Linked DNA regions of Homo sapiens: region 1 is linked to region 2. The links are chromatin loops, found by intact Hi-C in ENCODE. Cell type or tissue: heart left ventricle. All regions are shown on one strand. Each heading gives the region's core, and the rest is flanking DNA. Links, peaks and the distances in the headings are about the cores only. Region 1 overlaps SERGEF (secretion regulating guanine nucleotide exchange factor). Region 2 overlaps PTPN5 (protein tyrosine phosphatase non-receptor type 5).

What was found. A loop is a pair of places that touch in the nucleus more often than their neighbours do. Peaks named below come from ENCODE experiments on the same cell type or tissue, not always from the same donor. Only the 100,000 strongest peaks of a DNase experiment are listed, where the experiment ranks them.
Region 1: it touches region 2 in a loop (5-fold over the local background); 5 of 110 quality-filtered maps call a loop at or near these places.

What each region holds. Positions count from the first base shown.
Region 1 is chr11:17,989,245-17,994,627 of GRCh38, reverse strand. It overlaps SERGEF (secretion regulating guanine nucleotide exchange factor), which reads left to right. Exons shown (of 11, transcript NM_012139.4): 7 at 1,635-1,697. Among named protein-coding and RNA genes, the nearest start is that of SERGEF, 21 kb to the left of the region's middle. In heart left ventricle, for the core only: a CTCF peak has its summit at 2,642 (motif pointing left); no DNase peak of the experiment used is centred there.
Region 2 is chr11:18,761,223-18,766,605 of GRCh38, reverse strand. PTPN5 (protein tyrosine phosphatase non-receptor type 5) reads left to right here. Exons shown (of 15, transcript NM_006906.2): 3 at 723-799. Among named protein-coding and RNA genes, the nearest start is that of PTPN5, 28 kb to the left of the region's middle. RefSeq lists enhancers at 4,096-4,596, 4,597-5,097. In heart left ventricle, for the core only: a CTCF peak has its summit at 2,146 (motif pointing right); no DNase peak of the experiment used is centred there.

The DNA.
Region 1 (5,383 bases), core at 163-5,162, 770 kb after region 2:
CTTCATCAAGGTATTCACTTCTCCCCAGGCATATCCTGCCTTCTCATTTCTCTGTGCTTATGGGAAAACTGTTACCTCTGCCCGAAATGCCTTTTCCTTTGTGTTCCCTCTGGGAAAAATTCTAAGAATTTTTTTTTTTTTTTTTTTTTTTTGAGACAGAGTCTCACTCTGTCGCCCAGGCTGGAGTGCAGTGGCGCGATCTCAGCTCACTGCTAGGTCCGCCTCCCGGGTTCACGCCATCCTCCTGCCTCAGCCTCCCGAGTAGCTGGGACTACTGGCGCCTGCCACCACGCCTGGCTAATTTTTTTGTATTTTTAGTAGAGACAGGGTTTTCACCGTGTTAACCAGGATGGTCTCGATCTCCTGACCTCGTCATCCACCCGTCTCGGCCTCCCAAAGTGCTAGACCTAGCTCAGATACACCTTTCTCAGTAAAGACCTTTTCTTTTCTAGTGTTCACTGCATTAACTTCACATGCATGGATAGCACAGTATACTGTTATTATGAATTGTCTGTATGTTTTCTCATATGCTGAAGATTATGAACTTTTAAAGGGTGGAAGCGGTGTGTCATTTTGCTCTATATTTTAGCACAGGACCTGTTATTAGAGGGAAAAAATGTTTTTTATTTTATTTCATTTAAACAACCTGTTTGGCATCTGTTTGGGTGGGGCACAGCTTACATTCAGAGTTGGTTTTGGGGGAGTTCCCTGATGAGACATTAGAATGGATCATCAGCTTCCAGTCCTCAAAGTCTTTCACTTTTCGTCCTCCCGTTCTCACCTCATTGCCAAAAGTTCTGGAGCTGGAACCCGGGCTGTTCCCTCCTCACCTGGCCATTAGGGGCCCAGTACTTCCTCTCTGGTGAACATGGGTGAAAACATCTGCTTTGTCCTGTTATCATTCCAGAGGACACTTGAAGGTGTGAGGGCCATTTTATTACAACAGTTATTAATTAAAAAGAAGTGTCAGAAAAAAAAGTTACAGAATAAGTCTGCGTCTATCTGCATGCTAGACTGCATGTCATCACAGGCTAGCTCCACTTTTAGCAGTGTAATTAAGGAAGGAAAAGTGCTGAATTTGGAGAAAGAAGCCCAGTTCAGAATCTGGTTCTGATTGTGTATTCTTAGGAGGCTTGGGGTTATTTAAGTGCCTGCGTTTGATAACAGCTGAGTGTATGAGATGTCATTGCTCTAGACCCACTCAACTGCTGGAGTTAGGAAATAGACACACAGACACACACACATGCACACACATTTTTACATACACACACCTATGTCTATTTATCTGTCTCTACTAGAAATCATGAATTTACACTGATTTTTCCAATTACTATCCAATATTACACGGTTGATTATAGCCTTTCCCCTTTTCATATCTATACCTTTCCTCCCCTCTTTGATAGTGATGAATCTGGCTCCTTTATCCTGAATGTATTTACTTGATTGTTCAATCTCCTGGCATGTTACCAGGCTCCCTACAATGCCAGCCATCTTCTTGGCCAGTGCTGCTGACTCAGGCCTGCCTGCACTGGCTGAGTCTCTCCCACGCCCAGGTGGTACTGGCTGAGTGCCCCCTCTCTGCCCAGTTTGTTCTGTTATAAATGTAATTCAGAAGAACATTTTTTCTTTTGTAGGTCTAGAGAATTCTAAAGCAATGTGTGTTCTTGCTGGCTCAGACCACTCAGCTTCATTAACAGGTAGGTACCAGCTCTTTCACGGTTTAACATGCCATTCAGGATTCTGTATGTGACTGCCTGAAGTGGTGATATTGAAATACAGAGGGAATGTCATAGACTTTGGAGCTAGAATTCTGATGCTACCACTGGTATGCTCTTAGGCAAATTACTTTTCCTTTCTGAGACCATCTTCTTGTCTGTAAAAGACTTTGTGGGCAGTTACGAGAATTAAATATAATACATATAAATCATGAATAGCAGACATAGGCTCACTTCCATTTCGTCTGAGTTTGCTTTCTTAACTATACAATAAGGATAATAATGTCTTCCTCTCAGGGTAATGGTGGTTGTCAAATCATGTAATCAACAGTAAATTTATATATAACATATATGGATAACACAGTGTAATATAATTATGAATTCTTTGTAGTTTTCTGATATACCTACGATTATGAGGGTAGAAGCTGCTCTCTTATCCATCTAATCTATTTTGGTGTGTATTGTAACTGTCTAAGCTCTCTACCTGTGTATACTCTCTAGTTGTCTAATCTCAAAGTAACCTGTTTTATCCATCTATATCTTTCTAATCCATTTATCAGTCTCCATTTGTGTATCTATCTACTCTGTTTACCTATGTATCTATTTATCTTTAATCTTTGTAATATCTAATCTGTGTGTCTATATATCTAACTCTAGATATGTAGTTTTGTAAATATTTTATATTGTTATATGTTTCTCTAATTTATCTACTTCATCTCTTTGATCTATCTGTTTTTCTGTCTTAACTGTTTTTTTATCCTACACTATATCTCTCTCTTTGGCTGCGCATTCATCCTTCCATTTGAAACACCGAGCCAATACAGTATAAACTGTCTAGTGACTTTTCCTTCCAAGGCAATGCAGCATTTTCTTGAAAGTGACAGTAATCCCTTCTCTTTGGCCCACATTGCCCTGACCCCTGCTGGTAGACTGGAGACTATACATCTGAGAGATTTATAATATTTTGTTTGGTAAGACCTCTCACAGAGTTGAATGTATTCTATTTTTTAAGCAAAGAGGAGGGACTTCCGTACTTAGTGTTTTATGTGGAAATTCAGGTGTGCCCATAATATATGTAAATTAATGGTGGTATGCATTCTTCGACATCAAATTTGCAATGCAGCCCAGCTGAGAAGTTGTTATTTCAAGAGCACGGGAGCCATAATATGAAAGTTTAAATGCTTTGCAAATTCTGAGCTGCAGATAATTTGTCATTTAATGAATTTAAAACAAACATCTAATAAAAAAGCACCTACTTTTAACTTGTGTCTCACATTAGGTAGATTTATATATTAATATTTGTTAAAAGTGTTGAGTTGAAATGAATGCCAACTATAAGGGACTCCAGTGGGTATCCAGTTCCTCCCTTCCTTTTACAGAAGAAGGACTAGAGACCTTAGGGTGAGAAGTGATGTGTTCGTGCCCCACAGTCAATGAGGGATGGAGAAGGCATTCTTTTCTGAGAATAAAAGTAGACTACGAGGTGTTTCTGTTTTGTTCTAATTAATTTGAAATGACTGATGGTATGTAAACCTAGAGCTTGTCTAATTGTTTGCCAACTTCAACTTCTTAAAAATTCTTGTTGGTAGTAAATTTGTTATTTCATATGTAGGGCACTTTTATTATGGTGTTATTTATATATAAATGTTGAATATTTTAATTAAGATGTATTTTAAATATAAGAAATTAAATTTCTTTTAAAGTATACAAAGAACTTAAGTTTCATTTAAAGTATACAATTTAGTAATTTTTAATATATTCACAAAGTGAAATGGTTTTTGATATTTTGAAAATGAGCTAAAGATTATGGAGATTAATAGCCCTGCTGGACACTGTGGCTCACACCTGTAATCCCAGCACTTTGGAGGCTGAGGCAGATGGAATACTTGAGGTCAGGAGTTCAAGACCAGCCTGGCCACTGGTCTACTAAAAAATGGAGTTTTTTTGTAGAAACCCCATTTCTACCAAAAAATTCAAAATTAGCTGGGTGTGGTGGCACGTGCCTGTAATCCCAGCTACTTGGGAGGCTGAGGCAGGAGAATTGCATGAACCCGGGTGACGGAGGTTGCAGTGAGCCGAGATCACACCACTGTACTCCAGCCTGGGTGACAGAGCAAGACTCCGTCTCAAAAAAAAAAAAGATTAATAGCCCTCTCTTTCTTCATCTAGTTCAAGCTGTTACACATTGGATTTTGTTCAATGCTCTTTAGACACTTTCTCTGGAGTGGTTGTAGATTATATAACTATTTGGCATTGCAGCAGAATTTAATTTTACCTGCTGAGGCAACAGCATAATGATCCTCATCTGGAAGACAGTTTGACTTTCAAAAAGATGGTTTAGAGCTACTAAGATAAGTGAAGTTGTTTACACAGGCTTCATCGTCAGTGGCATCTTTGTAGCTCAGCAGTCCACTTAATGGATTGATACTTTGCTGAGGGGGCTTCTTTGCTATCTTGTAAGAGATCTTCATACTTTGCACACCCTGATGAAGTCCAGGAGGTTGACCTCTCTCTGGGAATGGAATACACCAAATTCACTTCATAGAACTGCAGAATGTCAATGTTGCAGGGTCACCCCAGTGACAAAAAGGTTTCACTGATTTATACTCCCTCATTTTGGAGTTGAGGAAACAGACCTAGAATGTGAAGTGATGTGCCCAGTGTCAAACAGTGATCGGGTAACAGATGGAACTTGAACTGGAGACTTCTGAACCTTAGTCTGAAGCCCCTTAATGATACTGTTTGACTTTCTGTCAGTTTTTTGGAATATACTAGACTGCCCTAGGGCAAGCAATACTATCAAGTTTTATTGGGAAGCTACAAAATGCAGTGAAAGCAGAAGACCTGGCTTCTAGTCCCTATTTGACTCCTTATTAGCCATGTGATCCTGAAAAGTAATTTAATATCTTCCAGCCTTGATTAATTTATCTTCTAGAACAGTGCTAATAGAAATATAATATGAGCCATAGTTCAAAAAGTAAAAAGAAACAGGTGGGATTAATTTTAATAATATATCTACTTAACCCAGTATATCCAAAATATTATTTCAACATGTAACCCATATCAAATTATAAGGAGCCACACTCTTTTTTGCACTAAGTCTTTGCAGTCCATTGTGTGAGAGAGTAGCATTTCACTTACAATGTATCTCAGTTTGGGCTAGCCACATTTCAAGTGTTTAATAGCCACATGTAGGTGGTGAACTACTGTATTGGGTAGTACAGCTGTAGATCCTTAGATTATAAGGGTTGGAAAAGCTGAGGAGTCACAAATTGACAAGCCATAGGCTAAATTATTGCCCATGGCCTCATTTTGTATGGCTTTCATTTACAAAATATTTTTGAATGTGAATGCCTTTTAGATAGGCACGTACTCTCTGGCTTGCCACAGTCACCTGCCAGTCATTCTTGTTACCAGTGTCATCAGTCATATTGTCTGCCCTTCTAGACCAACAGCCTTCCCTTCCAATTTTCAGCTGGTGAAACTAAGTCTTAGAGAGGAAGTGATTTGTCCAAGGTCAATAGCTAGTTAGCAGATCCAGGAATAGAAGCCAGAGTCACTTGACTCTGAATTTGTTCTCTTTCTGTTAAATCACAATGTCAGTCAGTCACTTTCCTGCTTATATCACAGGATTATTGTGAGGTTAAAACAAACTGAAGTGCTATCCA
Region 2 (5,383 bases), core at 65-5,064:
ACTCTCCTATAAGGTGCCCTAATAGGCTAGAAAGAGGGTTCTCTGATTTCAGGAAGGAAACATTTAGACTATACAAAACATGTATGTAACTACTTTTTCTAGCTATTCTGGAGAAGAGTTCTGCATACCACTTTTCACTGCCTGGGGCAGAGGGGACTTGCATATCTTGGAGAGCTGGACACAGGATTGTGGGTTACTCAGAGCCCTCTTCTTGTCCACCCATGGTTCAAAACTACTGGAACTAGGAGACAGAATGGCACAACAGCGAGAGCATGAGCCTGGAGTCCTAGGTCATAATTTCAAACTCATCTCTATTCTATTGAGCTGTGTGACCTTGGGCAAGTTACTTAACCTCTCTGAGCCTGTTTAATGATCCCTCATTCATGAGGTCATGGTGAGGATTTAATGTGATAAAGTTTGCAAAGTGCTTGCGTATAGTAAATCCTCCTACTGTAGAGGTGATGATGATGGTGATGATGATGATGATGGTTGTGATGATACTGCTGCCACTGATTCCACAAGGAAGACACCTGCAAAATTCTGCTCCTGCCTCTGCAGCTTGACCCCTCAACAGGCTGGTATTTTCCTCAGGTCCCTTTGATGGGGTGGGGTTATTCAAAGGGATACAGAATACAGGAGAGGGAGCCTTCTTATCTTTGCTCAGGGTTTTTGTCTTGATCCTGGCTCAACAGCATATTCTTACCTTTTCCATCCTGCTGCAGGAGTGAGAGAGAGAACCACGCTGCTGATGACTCCGAGGGAGGGGCCCTGGACATGTGCTGCAGTGAGAGGCTACCGGGTGAGTCTTCTCAGCACCCAGCTCCTCCCAGACCTCAGAATGGAGAGACAATGCCCCGGCTGAAGCTGGGGCTGGAGTAAAGCCTAGCTAGCTGTGAACTTGCGCAAGAATATCCATGCAGCTGCTCCATAGCTCTTCGTTTAAATGGGGACTTGTTTTTCTAATCCCTGATGCCTTCTGACCTGTTATCACTTGGAGCTGCTCTAGGCTCACATGGAGGGAAGAGCAGGCAATTGAAGGTGTGCTAGGAAGTGAAAAGAAGGACGAAGAGCTGAGGAGTACAGGGCTCCTAGGGAATGACCACTGACCATTCAGGGCTGGGCTGACTTCAAGAGGTAAGGGTAGGAAGCAAAACCTGAAGGCAGCATGAGCCAAGGATGGGGTGGGGGATGTGGAGAACTACCTGACCTCCCTGTTGAGAAGCCCGGCTTGAGGGTGAAACTGTGCTGCTTGAGTCCAGTTGACCACAGTTGCAGGGAGCCAAGCCATTGCAGCCACCGTGGAGATATTACCAAGGCACTCTTGCCCACAGGGTGGCAGCTCGTCCCAGTTGTAGCCCCATGACCCACGCCATGATAAACAGCCTCAGAAGGAAGAAAAAGAAGGGGTGGGGGGAGAGTTTTACATTTTTTTATAAGTTTTTATTGTTCTTTTCCTTCTTATAACAAAAGGTTAACTGTCAAAATATTAGAAAATAAATACAAATAAAAAAAGAAAAATCGCCATAATCCTGTAACATAGCATATATTTTCATATCTCTCCTTCTGAACATTTTGTTAGAAGACAAGTCTTTTGGGCCAGGTGCGGTGGCTCATGCCTGTAATCCCAGCACTTTGGGAGGCCAAGGCGGGCAGATCACGAGGTCAGGAGATCGAGACCATCCTGGCTAACATGGTGAAACTCCGTCTCTACTAAAAATACAAAAAATTAGCCAGGCGTGGTGGCGGGCGCCTGTAGTCCCAGCTACTTGGGAGGCTGAGGCAGGAGGATGGCGTGAACCCAGAGGGCAGAGCTTGCAGTGAGCCGAGATCGCGCCACTGCACTCCAGCCTGGGCGACAGAGTAAGACTCCGTCTCCAAAAAAACAAAACAAAACAAAACAAAACAAAGACAAGTCTTTTGAACTCTAACGTTGAAATTCCAAACCTGTAGCTTTTCAGAGACCTCATGATTGGCAAGGAACCTTAGAATGGAGTCTTCACGTGATACTCTTTAAGATAGACATTGGAAACAACCAGGTATGAGTCTAAAGCGATGACTCTTCAAAATAAGTGGTATTTTATTCACACCACACTCAGTGCCCCAGCTCCTGAGGAAGCCCTTTGATGCAGTTCATACCTTAACCAGTAGGGGGTGCCATTGCTCAAAACACTTGGGACAGCCTGTTGAGACGGTCTAAGATGGGACCGTCTGTCTAGAAGAGAATTCTCTGAAAAGATGTGAGAACTTCCTGAATATCTGAATGGCTGTCTTGCGGAAGGGGCAGCAGATCTATTCTGTGTATCTTAGGATGACGTAAGCCCAAGGCATTGAAATTAAAAACAGGCCTTTGGCCCATAGACGCAGAACTCTCTGACTCTAAAAGTGGTCCAGTCATAGAACTCAATAATTCCAGAGGAAGAAATGCGTGTTCCGTCACAGGAGGCATTCAAGTACTAGATAGATAGACAATGGAGAGGAAATTTCCACAATGGATGGGAGGTCCAGATGACATCAGAAGTCCCCTTCAACTATTAAACAGTTCTGTGATTCAGATATGAGTCATAGAATTCGGAGATGACTCTACAATCAGGGATGGCACCACTGACTAGAAGAAATCTGCAGAAAATAGGACAGGATGAATAGGAGTCCAGAGAGTAGCACGGTGTGGAGGAAGAAAGAGCATGGGATTTGGCGTTTGAGTCCGCCTGTTCTGCTTCAGGCTGTGTGTTTATGCACAAGTCACTTAACCTTGCTGGAGCTCCAGTCCCTCATCTGTGAGCAGAAACAATAGCAATATGAATATTTATCCTCACAAGTGTCCTGGGGGAATAAATAAATGTAACCACTCAGTCATTCACTCAAGTACTTATTGAGCACCTACTAGGTCTCAGGTACTAGGTGCTAGATATATAGAGGTAAATAAAACAGACATAGTCCCTTCCCTAAGGAAAGTTCATGGACAACTTCAGCTCTGAGCTGCTTCTGCAAAATGGGATGAAGCCGCAGCAGAGAGGCTGCAGTAATAAGCATAATAGGTTAAATCCCAATGTTCTCTCCCATTTCTCCCCAAAAGCAAGCAACCAGTGTAGAATAGAAGAGTTTTGGTCATGGAATATCCTAGGAAATCAGTGTCATTTGCTACCCCTTCTTACAGATGAGAGGACCAAGGCCCAGGGAGCTTAGGCAGTCTGTCCAAGGTCACTTAGCTGGTAGAGGGAGGATTCACTCCAGGCAGTCTCTCTCAGTAGCCCGTGTCGTCACCGCTACCTTGTTCTGCCTCTGTTGTCCCCATGGAGCCACTGTCATCTTCTGGCACCCTGTGGACTGAGGCAGAAAGAGTTTAGGTGCGTTTGTTCCAGACAGGAGTTTGGAGGAGGTAGACAACGTCCCTGTGCCTGTCCCTATCTGTGTCCTTCCTCTGGGAAGTCCTGCTTGCAGAGGCCGAGCAAGTTGTGTGACCCTCTAGACTCCCACGATGCTGTCCTGATAGGGGATTGCAGTAATTATTTGCCTCCTCCATGGGGTCATGAGCTCTCTGAAGGCAAGGACCTCTCTGTTTCATTTCTGCATCCTCCATGTCCAGCATGTATTCACTCATTTCTTCATTCTGTCACTACTGATTGAGCACCTACATGTGCTGGGCACTGTTGTAAGCACTAGAGATTGAACAGAAATCCAAACTGAAAACAGTTCCCACCCTCCCAGGACAGTATTATGTGCTAGTCAAGAACAGGGACTCTGGACCTCAGCTTGGCCCCACCACTTACCAGTAGATGATCATGGACAAGCTACTGAATCTTTCTGGACCCCCCATTCACAATATAGCAAGAACAATATTCACTGCTGTGCAGAGTTGTTAGAGGATTCAGTGAATTAACAGAAAGCTTAGAACAGTGCCTGGCATATAGCAAATGCTGTACAGACATTTGCTATTAAGGAAAAATAGACAACAAATAAAATAAGTAAGTCATGCCACATAGTATGGTTAATAGTAGTAAGTGCTATGAAGACAATTAAAGCCATGAAGAGGGGGATGGGAAAGAACTGGGGAATGGTTTGACATTGTGAATAGGGTAAATTCACATTGAATTTGTGGAAATCTACTCTACACCAGAGCCTGGTGTAGAGTAGACTTCCACAAATGTTTGTCAAGGACACTGACCTGTACTGCAACTTGGACATAAAAGGAAATGGGAGTTTGTAGGCCAAGAGAGTTGGAGTGTTAGGCCTTTAGAAGGAGCCCATGAGCACTGCAGGCAATTGCATAATGATGGTATAAAAATCCAGCCCTCAAGTACTCTTTCCACTCTCTGTCTTACCCAGAGGCGAGGCAGAGTGAGGGCCAGCCATGCCTGGTGGCTCATTCGTTCCCACACCCACCTTCAGATGGGGGCAACATGGCCAACACTCCGAGCCACCACGATCACCCAGATCTGAGCCAACACAGGACAGGTCATACAGTCCCATCAGAGCTTTCTTGGTGGAAACGTCCTCAGCATCACCAACACTCCCTGGGAGCTCCCCCCAATGCCCCAGAGCCAGGCATGCTGCCTCACAGCCCCTGGGACACCCCCCACATGTGCTCTCGCACACTCGTGTTTGTGCTCACTTGTCATAGCCACATGCTCCCCGATGCACATGCATGTTCCCACGCACAGTCACCCGGGCACGTGGCCTGCCTCTGTCTCACACAGCCCTGCAGGGGCGGACGCACACCTCCAGGCTCACACACCTGCATGCCTTCCTCTTGCACACTCACCTCTCTCAGCTCCATCCCTCCATCCCGCGGCTTCCACTCTGCATGCTTCCTGGTGATGTGCTTGCTCTCTCATTCCCTCCTTAGGTGTCTTTCTCTTTCTCCCACTACTGTACCCCTTCTTCACGCACACTCTTGAAAATGACTAGGCAGACTCCTTTTCTCCCTCTCCATTCTCTGTCCTCTTCTCAGGCTCTCAGTCATGCCCAGCTCCCCGGTACTGTGGGGGCAGTGAGTGTCTACCCCACTGCCTTCCCCACCCCTGTGCACATGTGCACACATGTATTTTTCTTCTCCCTCATGCACACACCCTTTTTCATGTGGTCACCCTCCTCTTCTCTTTCACTCTTCCTTTCTTGCTCACTTCATTTGCTCACAGTCACCCAAACACTTTGGTACATTCAAACTCACAATCTCTCTTCTTCTATGTGTAGGTGTTCACATTTGCAAGACACCAGGTGGCACTGCTAATGTTGGGGACTCCACTCCTTCCCCCATCCAGCACCAGTACAGGCCTAGCCCAGCATAGTCCTAGCTCCCAGCAGCTGCCGCGGAGGTACAAGGTAGAAGAAGGAGGTAGATAAAGCAGCAGTAGGTGCCAGTGGGGGCCAGCACATGGAATAGAGC